Regions from separate parts of the Homo sapiens genome. Here region 2 is linked to region 1. A link is a contact called in ENCODE Hi-C or POLR2A ChIA-PET data. All regions are on one chromosome and are shown on one strand. Each heading gives the region's core, a stretch centred on a gene start or an enhancer-like site at or near the end of the contact. The rest is flanking DNA. Distances are from core to core; before and after follow the strand shown.

Evidence for each region. Hi-C counts contacts between places; a loop is a spot of excess contacts on that map. ChIA-PET counts read pairs that join two places held with the same protein, here RNA polymerase II (POLR2A). Pooled maps may share reads with other maps.
Region 2: a loop to region 1 is called in a pooled map, with 4 times the contacts of the local background. The contact joins two enhancer-like sites. A Hi-C loop is called at or near these places in 6 of 50 pooled maps. POLR2A ChIA-PET finds 5 or more read pairs at or near these places in 8 of 52 experiments (A549, CD8-positive, alpha-beta memory T cell, GM12878 and 5 more).

Annotation. Positions count from the first base shown.
Region 1 is chr6:63,503,084-63,508,709 of GRCh38, forward strand. It overlaps a transcript of LGSN not described here. Among named protein-coding and RNA genes, the nearest start is that of PTP4A1, 67 kb to the right of the region's middle. RefSeq lists an enhancer at 1,595-1,734. Within about 2 kb of position 1,873, at least 2 of the 41 ENCODE cell types and tissues checked have a DNase peak (open chromatin) inside an H3K27ac peak, as active enhancers do.
Region 2 is chr6:63,533,636-63,539,510 of GRCh38, forward strand. It overlaps a transcript of LGSN not described here and a transcript of PTP4A1 not described here. Among named protein-coding and RNA genes, the nearest start is that of PTP4A1, 36 kb to the right of the region's middle. Within about 2 kb of position 4,201, at least 2 of the 41 ENCODE cell types and tissues checked have a DNase peak (open chromatin) inside an H3K27ac peak, as active enhancers do.

The DNA of each region.
Region 1 (5,626 bases), core at 623-3,122:
CTTTTCTTCTCTATAAAATTATTGTATTCATCATGAGTAAATTTTTTTCTGCAGGCTTTAAAAAAATGTTTAAATAATCAACTATGACATTACTTCTAGCTATGGTCTCATACTGTTTACCTTGTAGCTATAAAGTCCATTTTTCTTTAAACTGCCTAATTTGTAAGATATAACTTATGAATGAGTCAGAGTTCTATAGATACAGACAACAGAAAGAGGCTCTAGTTCATTTATGGAAAGGAAACTTACTGAAATATATCAGACTTCATCGCCTGGAAGTAAGGCTAGAGAACCAGACTTTGAAATGTGCTGATCCAAGGTATTCGCAGTGGTCCAGGATCTGGAGATCACAAGAATGGCTTCACGTTGACAAAATCCAGGACTCGCCCCGGAATAGATTAATCCTCTCTTTAATCCTCTACCCAAGATTTAAATTCCAGAGAGTAGGTGTCTGATTGGCCTGGTTTCAACCATATATTCAGACTTGGGCTAAGAAAGTATAGGTCTGCTGAGTAAAAGTCCACCAGGCTGAATCCAAAATGGTAACAAGGCCAGGCACAGCGGCTCATGCCTGTAATCCCAGCACTCTGGGAGGGCGAGGCTGGTGGATTGCTTGAGCCCAGGAGTTTGAGACCAGCCTGGGCAACATGGTGAAACCCCGCCTCTACTAAAAATACAAAAAATTAGCCGGGGACAGTGGCACCTGCCTCTAGTCTCAGCTACTCAGGAGGCTGAGGTGGGAGAATCACCAGAGCCTGAGGGGTCAAGGCTGCAGTGAGCCAAGATCACCCCACTGCACTCCAGCCTGGACAACCAGAGTGAGACCCTGTCTCAAAAAAACCAAAACAACAACAACAATGACAAATATATAAAAATTTATATGCAAATAGTAACAACAATAATAATAAAATTATAATTCCCTCTAAAAGAAATGTGATGTTATTAGGAAAGAGAAATGAATGCTGAACAGTCACACATTAAAGATGCTCAATACACCATCCTTAACCATTTTTTTTATAAATACCTCACCTATTTTCAACCCATATTTAATAAAATAAAAATCTTTTTTTTTGAAACAGAGTTTTGTTCTTGTCACTCAGGCTGGAGTGCAGTGGCGATCTCGGCTCACTGAAGCCTCTTCCTCCCTGGTTCAAGCGATTCTTTTTTTTTTTTTTTGAGACAGAGTCTCGCTCTGTTGCCCAGGCTGGAGTGCAGTGGTGCAATCTCGGCTCACTGCAAGCTCCGCCTCCCACGTTCACACCATTCTCCTGCCTCAGCCTCCCGAGTAACTGAGACTACAGGTGCCCACCACCACGCCCAGCTAATTTTTTGTATTTTAGTAGAGACAGGATTTCACAGTGTTAGCCAGGCTGGTCTCGAACTCCTGACCTAGTGATCCACCAGCCTTGGCCTCCCAAAGTGCTGGGATTACAGGCGTGAGCCACTGCACCCAGCCTCAAGTGATTCTTGTGCCTCAGCCTCCCGAGTAGCTGGGATTACAGGCGTGCACCACCATGCCCGTCTAATTTTTTGAATTTTTAATAGAGACAGGGTTTTGCCACGTTGCTGAGGCTGATCTCAAATTCCTGTCCTCATGTGATCCACCCACCTCGGTGTCCCAAAGTGCTGGGATTACAGGTGTGAGCCACCACACTCAGCTGAAAATCATTTTTTATGACCATTCTGAAAACCCAAGAAGCTCCTTATCAATGCTTGATAATTGCAGTCACTGAAATACAGAAAGGACTAAGTGGATTTTATTCAAGCTGAGAGTTCAGAGTAGTGAAAAGCTCTTAGTGGTTCTTTAAGAATTTTCTCCCCATTTCTGAGTGGCAATACCATCAGCTGGCCTGATGAGAAAGTGGTTTGTCACACATTCTTTTGAGTCATAGTGAAAGGCATGATGGTGTCACCTAAAATTAGTAGATTAGCTATGCTTCATTTCTCATCTACACCAGGAACTGGTAAGGTTATCACCATGACCATGGCATTCCTTTTCTTCTTTATTGTCCTATATTGGCTAGAAAGCCCACCTCATCCTACATTTTGACCTTCCCTCTGCTTCCTCATTCCTGTTAGTAACTTGCTTTTTTTTTTTTTAACGTTATTGATATCTCCTCATCCACCCCCATTTTCTATCAAGCATTATAAAGTGAAGCCAAGGAATTATATGCTTTTCCTCATCTCTTTAGTTAAGAAATTCTAAAGTAAAGCCGGGCGTAGTGTCTCACATCTGTAATCCCAGCACTTTGGGAGGCTGAGGTGGGTGGATCACCTTGAGGTCAGGAGTTCAAGGCCAGCCTGGTCAACATAGTGAAACCCCGTCTCTACTAAAAATACAAAAATTAGCCAGGTGTGGCGGCACATACCTGTAGTCCCAGCTACTCGGGAGGATGAGGCAGGAAAATTTCTTGAACCCAGGAGGTGGAGGTTGCAGTGAGCCAAGAGCAGGACAGAGCAAGAATCTGTCAAAAAAAAAAAAAAAGAAAGAAAGAAAGAAAGAAAGAAAGAAAGAAAGAAAGAAAGAAAGAAAGAAAGAAAGAAAGAAAGAAATTCTGGCATTCTTTTTTGTTTTGTTTTGTTTTGTTTTGTTTTGTTTTTTGTTTCGCTCTGTCGCCCAGGCCAAAGTGCAATGGCACAGTCTCGGCTCACTGCAACCTCTTCCTTCCGAGTTCAAGCAATTCTTCTGCCTCAACCTCCCAAGTAGCTGGGACTATAGGTGTGCACCACCACGCCCGGCTAATTTTTGTATTTTTAGTCAAGACAGGGTTTCACCATAGTGGCCAGTCTGGTCTCAAACTCCTGACCGTCCACCTCATCCTCCCAAAGTGCTGGGATTACAGGCATGAGCCACTGCGCCCAGCCGTCATATTTTATTTGTAATGGGACACAGGGTATCTTCGAAGTCCTTAAAAAGAGATGTGCCAAATGTTAAACTGAGGGAGGCAGTTTTCAGTTGTTTAACTTTAGACTCATCAGGAGTAGAGTGGAAGAAATACTTTGAAAGTTATTTACATTCTTTGCTTAGGTTTTTGACATAGTGAATGGTATCTAGAAAAAGTCAAATTCAATCTTTTGGGTAGTTTTAAATAAAATAAAAATTTTGATTACATATTGATTTTTCTCATGGAAAGGAGATAAGTTCTTCTTGTTGTTGTTGGTGGTGGTGGTGTTGTTGTTGTTGTTGTTGTTGTTGTTTGAGACAAGTCTCGCACTGTCACCCAGGCTGGAGTGCAATGGTGGGATCTCGGATCTCTGCAACCTCCACCTCCCAGGTTCAAGTGATTCTCCTGCCTCAGCCTCCCAAGTAGCTGGGATTACAGGTGCCCACCACCACGCCCGGCTAATTTTTTGTGTTTTTAGCAGAGACGAGGTTTCACTGTGTTGGCCAGGCTGGTCTCGAACTCCTGACCTCGTGATCCACCCTCCTTGGCCTCCCAAAGTGCTGGGATTACAGGCATGAGCCACTGTGCCCAGCTCTTCTTGTTTTGTTGATGACACAATTTCCTTATTCATTCTGTTCACAAACAGGTTTCTATCTCTGATTGCTAACCCAGTTATTTTATAAATGGTTAACCTAGTAGAAGGATTTTAAGAGAACGGGCATACATGAAAGTTATCAAAAATAATTTGAACAAGCTTCTCTTCATTTTCTTCCCAAAATAAGAAAAATGGTCATAAAAACAGCTTGAGCTACCACTGAACATATATTGTTGCTCTGGTAAAGCATGTGTAATTTGGTTAGGGAGTCTGGTTTGCCCACAAATATCTCACTGAACATCTCAGAGAAGTTGATTTCCCTCAAAACAGAGCCTGAGACAAAAGTTCACGTGACACTATCTTACTAGTATCCCTGCAATCCCAGGGAAGCAGGAGTGAGGGAGTAGAAGAATGAGGAAGGGAAGATGGGAGAGCCAATATGAGGATGCCTTACCCCGACAAACCAGCCAAGACATTCCCACCTTCCCCAGGGTCCCCATGTATCTATACAAAGTACATTTCTCTCTCCATACCAAGTGAATGACCATTCGCACTACTCATAACATTGCCTGCCTGGAGAGAGGATTTCTTTTCACAACTGTCCCTCCGTCCTTGAGTGGAACTATAATGTGGTGGCAATTTACTTTCCACTATCGCTAATGTACTGTGAGAATTCATGTGTAAACTGGGCCAAGTTATTTCTTATTCCATCACTTAGTCAGAAGGGGGCACTTACTCCCCTCCCTTCATGAGGCCCAAGTGTGAGTTAAGGGAGGGTTATTGGTGCTACAGAGACAGATGACCTGAAAGTTTGAGATACATGTGCATATAATTCATTCATACCTTTTGAATATGGTCAAGCTGGATGCATATGTTTCATTTATATCATAAGTCTAATGATACACCCATCCAAACTTATCACTTACTGTATCTGATAACATCCTGATGAGTAGATCTAGTTGCATAGTCACCTGGTGTTCCACAATCAGGAACAGTTTCTATTAGAATCCAGTAAAATATCCAAAGCCAGTTTTCATATGAGACCATTCTTGTTATCAGCAGTTCCTGGACCTCATAAGTTGTATTGGCTCTGTTCATTTCAAAGCCTGATTCTTCATCCTTTCTGCCAAACAATGAGTACCTGAATTATCCCAGTAAATTTCCTTTATTTAGGTTAAGCAGAGCCTGTTTTTGTTTCTTACAGCCAAAGAACCCTGCTTCATAAAAATGGTATACTGTTCAGACAGGTTGATGGTAGTTCTGTCATTAATGCAAACTGAATTATGCATTTTTGTATAACATGTTATCTTCATGACATTATTGATCTACTAGAGCAAAAACATAAGAAACTGTTGAGTTTTCCATCATGCCCAAGAGACAAAAAAAAGCAACTTGGGTCTCTCAGCTCCATAGTCAAGCAAAGTAAAATACCACCACACTATTTATACCTAGTTGGATCCTAATTTTCCTTCTTTGGTTATTTCACAACCAATTCATGGTTAACTGTTCAATGTTACACATTTAACTAGTTCAAGAGTAAAATCACATATCTTACTCCAGAAATTATGCCAACTTCATATAAAAGAAAAATCAACTTTTTGAATGCTTTTCTAAGAATTATATTTTTGTACCTACTTAGGAGGTTAGTTTAGGACATTAAAGCTGAAAAAATATCAATACCATTCTTAGGCTCATTTTCCTCAAAAACAACTTCCTAAAAACTGGTTATAGAGATAGCCAGATGGCTGAAGAACAAAGTAGTAGTAAGACTTTTGATTGCCTTCCCTTTTGAACATTTAAAATTTTGCATTATGTAAACAGATACCTAGCCAAAAAATAAAATTTTTTAAAACCACCAAAAAATAAGCTAAAAAGTTGTATGAATTTATGTATCTTTATATAGTAGAATAATAAACATACATTAAAAATTATACTCTTAGGAAACACTAAATGATAATGTATAGGGATGCACACACCATAGCAAAACTATAAAGAAAAATAAATGATTAAAAGTCATTAGGGTAATTCACTTCAGTAGGGAGGGAGATGGTTATGTTATAAGAGTATTTCTGGCTGGGCACGGTGGCTCACGCCTATAATCCCAGCATTTTGGGAGGCCGAGGCAGGTGGATCATGTGAGGTCAGG
Region 2 (5,875 bases), core at 2,951-5,450, 33 kb after region 1:
TTACAGATAATAGCAAATTAGAATAAATGGTTATTACTTGGGAGGACAGGATTAGAATTCTAAATGACTTTGTAAAGCTGCAGAAGGAGGCATATAGACTAATGAGCAATAGCATTGAGAAATGTATGGGGAAGTATACTTAGGATTTTTTTTAAAGTTACACAAACAAAATATAGCAAATTCCTGAACAAACTTTTTTAATTAATTAATTAATTAATTAATTTTTGAGGTAGGGTCTCACTCTGTCGTCCAAGCTGGAGTTCAGTGGTGTGATCTCGGCTCATTACAACCTCTGCCTCCTGGGTTCAAGTGATTCTCGTGCCTCAGCCTCCCGAGTAGCTGGAATAACAGGTGCACACCACCATGCCTGGCTAATCTCTGTATTTTTAGGAGAGATGGGGTTTCACCATTTTGGCAGGCTAGTCTAGAAATTCTGGCCTCAAGTGATCTGCCCACCTTGACCTATCAAAGTACTGGGATTACAGGCATGAGCCACAGTGCCCAGCCGAACAAACATTTTTTTAATGTGGAAACTGCCATTCATCACAAATTGAACACACATCAGAATGTATGGCAATTACGTTTAAAAAAAAAGTTTTACTTTGGACATGGTTTAACAGTGTAACTGGAAGGAAACAGAAAGCAATATGTTTTTCTACTACATCTGATGCCATGCAATCTCTCTGGGATCCAGGTTCACTCTAAGTTAGGAGCAATGGTTCTCTGAGGACATTTGAATACAGAACTAGTAAACCTGATACATTTCTCCACTGAGTGAAGGTAATAACACAGAAGCCATCACCACACACACAGAGAAACACACACACACACACACACACACACACACACACCTCTAAAACTGGGGTCTAAGCCAATGCAGTACTTACAAAACATTTATGCTGGGTGCAGTGGCTCAAGTCTATAATCGCAGCTATGCAGGAGGCTGAGGCTAGAGAATTGCTTGAGCCCAAGAGTTAGCCCAGGCAACGTAGCAAGACACCATGTCTCTAAAAAATAATAATAAAATTGTCACCAGGCACGGTGGCTCATGCCTGTAACCCCAGCACTTTGGGAGGCTGAGGCAGGTGGATCACCTGAGGTCAGGAGTTCGAGACCAGCCTGGCCAACATGGTAAAATTTCTTTACTAAAGAATTTCTTTAGTAAAGAATTTCATAAAGAATTTCTTTACTAAAGAATTTAGTAAAGATTTCTGTACTAAATTCTTTACTAAAGAATTTCAACATGGTGAAATTTCTTTACTAAAAATACAAAAACTAGCTGGGTGTGGTGGCACACATCTGTAATCCCAGCTACTCTGGAAGCTGAGGCAGGAGAATTGCTTAAACCCAGGAGGCAGAGGTTGCAGTGAGCCAAGATCGCATCATTGCACTCCAGCCTGGGCAACAAGAGTGAAACTCCTTCACAAAATAATAATAATAATAATTGTAAGAATGTTAACATATAAACAGTATTTTAGGTAATAAAATACATGGGGTGTGGTCCCTGTGGATGAAGAAAGATTTAGAAGGATTAAAAACACAGTAATAGGACAGGCACAGTGGCTCAGCCTGTAATTCCAGCATTTTGGGAGGCCAAGGAGGGCAAATCACTTGAGGCCAGGAGTTTGAGACTAGCCTGGCCAACATGGTGAAACCCCGTTTCTACTAAAAATACAAAAAATAAGCCAGGCATAGTGGCATGCTTGTAATCCCAGCTACTCAACTTGGGTGCCTGAGGCACGAGAATCACTTGAACAGGGAGGCAGAGGTTGCAGTGACCCGAGATTGCACCACTGCACTCCAGCCTAGGCAACAGAGCGAGACTCTGTCTTAAAAGAAAAAAAAAAGCAATAATATGCATTTCCCTCCTTAATTAAATGGTGAATAAACTTCATTTATTCTATAACTAAAATTAGTGGCATTTGCCAGTTGTACATATGTGTCATATGATTCTTTCAGGGATAATATGAGGTATCGAATGTTAATAAATGTAGAAATATTTATAAAAATCAATGTAATACTTAGAGCAACATCATAAACACATTTATAGTAGTTTTGATGAGTTAGTCACAAGGATTGTGCCTTTGTGATATCAAAGGATCACAAAGCTGACAGCCTTCCGGAAGATTATGGCTAGTTAAAAATCAATAGCTATATTTAGGCTGGCCACGATGGCTCATGTTAAGTCCAGCACTTTTTTATTTTTTGAGACAGAGTCTCGCTCTTGTCAACCAGGCTGCAATTCTCCTGCTTCAGCCTCCCGAGTATCTGGGTTTACAGGCGTGCGCCACCATGCACAGCTAATTTCTGTATTTTTTGTAGAGACAGTGTTTCACTGTGTTGGCCAGGGTGGCCTGGAACTCGTGACATCAGGTGATCCACCCACCTCGGCCTCCCAAAGTACTGGGTTTACAGGCTTGAGCCACCACTCCCGGTCTGTAATCCCAGCACTTTGGGAGGCCGAGGCCGGTGCATCACCTGAGGCCAACAGTTCCAGACCAGCCTGGCCAACAAGATGAAACCACGTCTCTACCAAAATACAAAAATTAGCTGGGCGTGGTGGCGGGTGCCTGCAGTCCCAGCTACTCAGAGGCTGAGGCAGGAGAATCGCTCGAACCTGGGAGGCGTAGGTTGCAGTGAGCTGAAATCCTGCCACTGCACTCCAGCCTGAGCAACAAGAGCTAGATTCTGTCTCAAAAAAAAAGGAAAAGGAAAAAGAAAAATCAATAGCTATATTTAATTTTGACACAGGTCATTTTATCCCTCTGCTTTACTGGTATTTGAAAACCAATCACAAAAGTTTAAGGATATCCCATTAATTTCCCAGACAGAGTGAATTATATAACAAGATTAGATTAGATTAAAACAGTGGTATTCAAAAACATCTGAACTCAGGAATTTTCGTGGGGAACAAATCACCACTTATATTTTATCCATATAATTTTTATCCTGTTTTAAAATTGATGTATGACTTTATAATATTTTTCTACTGTAACATTTGTGTCAGTCGCGATAACTGTGTTTTATCCACAAGGATAATAAATACTCTAAAGAATTTCTTTATAGTATTTCCTACTTAATAGAAAATAAGTATCACTACAAGAAAAAGCAGTCTTAATTTTTATTTATTAGAAAAGGTTTTATTATATTATTTATGTAAATAATGATAAATACAACATTTAAACTATAACATATTTGATAGTCTTAGCAGCATAGTCTTTTTGTAACATAAGGGTCCCCCTAAAGCATTCCAATTTAAAATTTTCCTCAAAGCAAAAAGCTCTATGACTTAATTCTGAGGATTGACACTTCAACTGGGTAACATGTCAAATGAATTAGAGAAAGTGGGAAAAGAGAGAATAAGAGTAGTGATGGGGAATTAAGGTTAAATAGTTTTAAAATTAAAATTAAATATTTGTTAAATTAAAATTAAATTAAATATTTTTAGAAACTAAAGTGAAAGGGGCTTCCATGGATTCATGATGATAAAGTGAATGAATTAGAATAATGTTCTTAACCATTCTTAAGTTTACAAGTATTTTTAAGAGGGTGGGGACAGTAGAAGTATTTCCTGGTCGAGGCAAATGTGGTTCCTGGACCAATAGCATCAACGTCCCCTGGGAATTGTTAGAATGCAAATCATCAGGCCCTATTCCAGACCTAGTGAACCAGAAACTGTGCAGTGGAGCCAGGAATCCTGATTTAACAAGCTCTACAGGTGATTCTAAAGCAGGATAAAGAGGAAAAACCATATTAGTAACACCTGGGAGATTTCAACACCAATGCCCAGGCCCAGGCTCAGATCAATTAAATCAGAATTTCTGGAAACAGGGTTTTGGCATCAATATGGTTCTCAACGCTCCCAGTAGAGAACCATTGCCTTAGAGCGTACCTTTTCACCCCAGAGAAAAAAGCCAACTGGCTGAGTGCCAAAACTAACCCTCACTCAATGAATTAGTTGAATTCTGCATTTGTTTGTTTTACTTCTTTTTACAATGAAAGTTTTTCCTAAAAGAAGTGTGAAACCACAAGCTGAGTACAATCAGTCAAGGTTGATTAATTCCACTTAAACCATTAACACCCTTGTCAGCAGATCAGAACCCTGAGGAAATAGGGACCCTACAGTTTAATTTGTGTTTACATGGCAAGGGGGAAGGAGGGTGACTATCCTAACCCGTAGGGCACAATGAGGACACCTCAACCGCCAAGAATCTGGCGAAAGGGCCACGGCCGTAGTGAGAGAGAAGTTGGGGAGAATCCTACCAATGGAATACAGGCAGGCCCAGACAGGAGTTTAAAAGAACAGAAAAGAGGATGTAGTGTCACAGACAAATTTCACTTGCATCAGTCAGAGTTTACCTGAGGCCAGTCTTGTATAGCCAAATGGAGATTAGTAAGAAAGAAAGATAAATTATCTCTGAAATTATTTTGCAAAATAGTGGGAAAATTTTTTAAATTTGCTGACATTAAATGTACATGCAAATTTTTAGCAAGGTTGTGCCTAATCACCACCATGAAAACTTCTTTGGAATATGAGCCTTGGTGTTTACCAGTAGGGAAATGACAGGTTGTTCAAAAGGAAATGTTTCCCAAGTTCTGGTTGGAAGCTGGCATCAGAGAAAGAGGGAAATCTAGAACTGTTCTTAGTTTCTCTAGCAACAAGATTTCAAAAAATTGTACTGAAAGTTCAGTGAACATTGTTACAGGGATTTCCATTCTTCATAAAAAGAATAAACTTGCAAAAACTGAGACTGAATGATTTAGCAATTGAATTATAAAAGATCAATGTTGGATATTCTGTGTTTTAAAACATAATAAAAATTAGATTAGTTTAATTTGAATTCGAGACACTAAGTGATAAAGTTACATGTTCAGTATTTGAAGCTGTAGCTTTGCATAAGCAATAAATAATTAATAGGATTTTGAAACTTGGTCCAAGCATATAAAATAGTGCAAATACCAAGAAATAGCATGCAAAAAGAAAAAAAGAAGTTGAGATTGCAAAAGAGATTTTCTTATTTTTTAAGATAGCATGAAAATGTGCTTTAGTTTTTGCCTACAATAGTTCAAAACATTTAGCTGTCCCAGAATCACATGGAAGGCTTGTTAAAACACAGACTGATGGGCCCCACCTCCAGAGTTCTGATTCCAGAGGTCTGAAGTCCAAGCCAATTTTGCATTTCTAACAAGTTCTTTGGTGATGCTGATGATACTAGGTGTGGGAACCGCATTTTGAGAAGTAATAATATTTATTTATTTATTTATTTTTATTTTTGAGATGGAGTCTCACTCTGTCACCCAGGCTGCAGTGCAGTGGTGCAATCTCAGCTCACTGTAACCTCCTCCTCTTTGGTTGAAGCAATTCTCCTGCCTCAGCTTCCCACATAGCTGGGATTACAGGTGTGCGCCACCATACCCGGCTAATTTGTGTTTTTTTAGTAGAGTAGAGGTTTCACCATGTTGGCCCATGCTGATCTTGAACTCCTGACCTAAGGTGGTCCACCCACCTTGGCTTCCCAAAGTACTGGGATTACAGTCATGAGCCACCGTGCCTGGCCTGTAAAGTACTGATTTAGAATAATGAATAAATTCTAACCTGTAGAATTTGTTTAAAATTACATAACATGTAATATTAACAAAGAGATAAAGAGTAATTCAATAAGTATACTTGATCTACCACCTAACCTGAAGGATTAAACATTACAATGCAGTTAAAATCCTCTGTATCTCCCTCCAGGATTCCATCCCACTTCCAACCTCAACCATAGGGGTACTCACTATCCTTCATGTTTAATCATTATTCTTTATGGTTTGCAAATCAACAAGGAACAGGAAATCTAAAAGAAAATAGGCAAAGGATGGCCAGGTGTGTTGG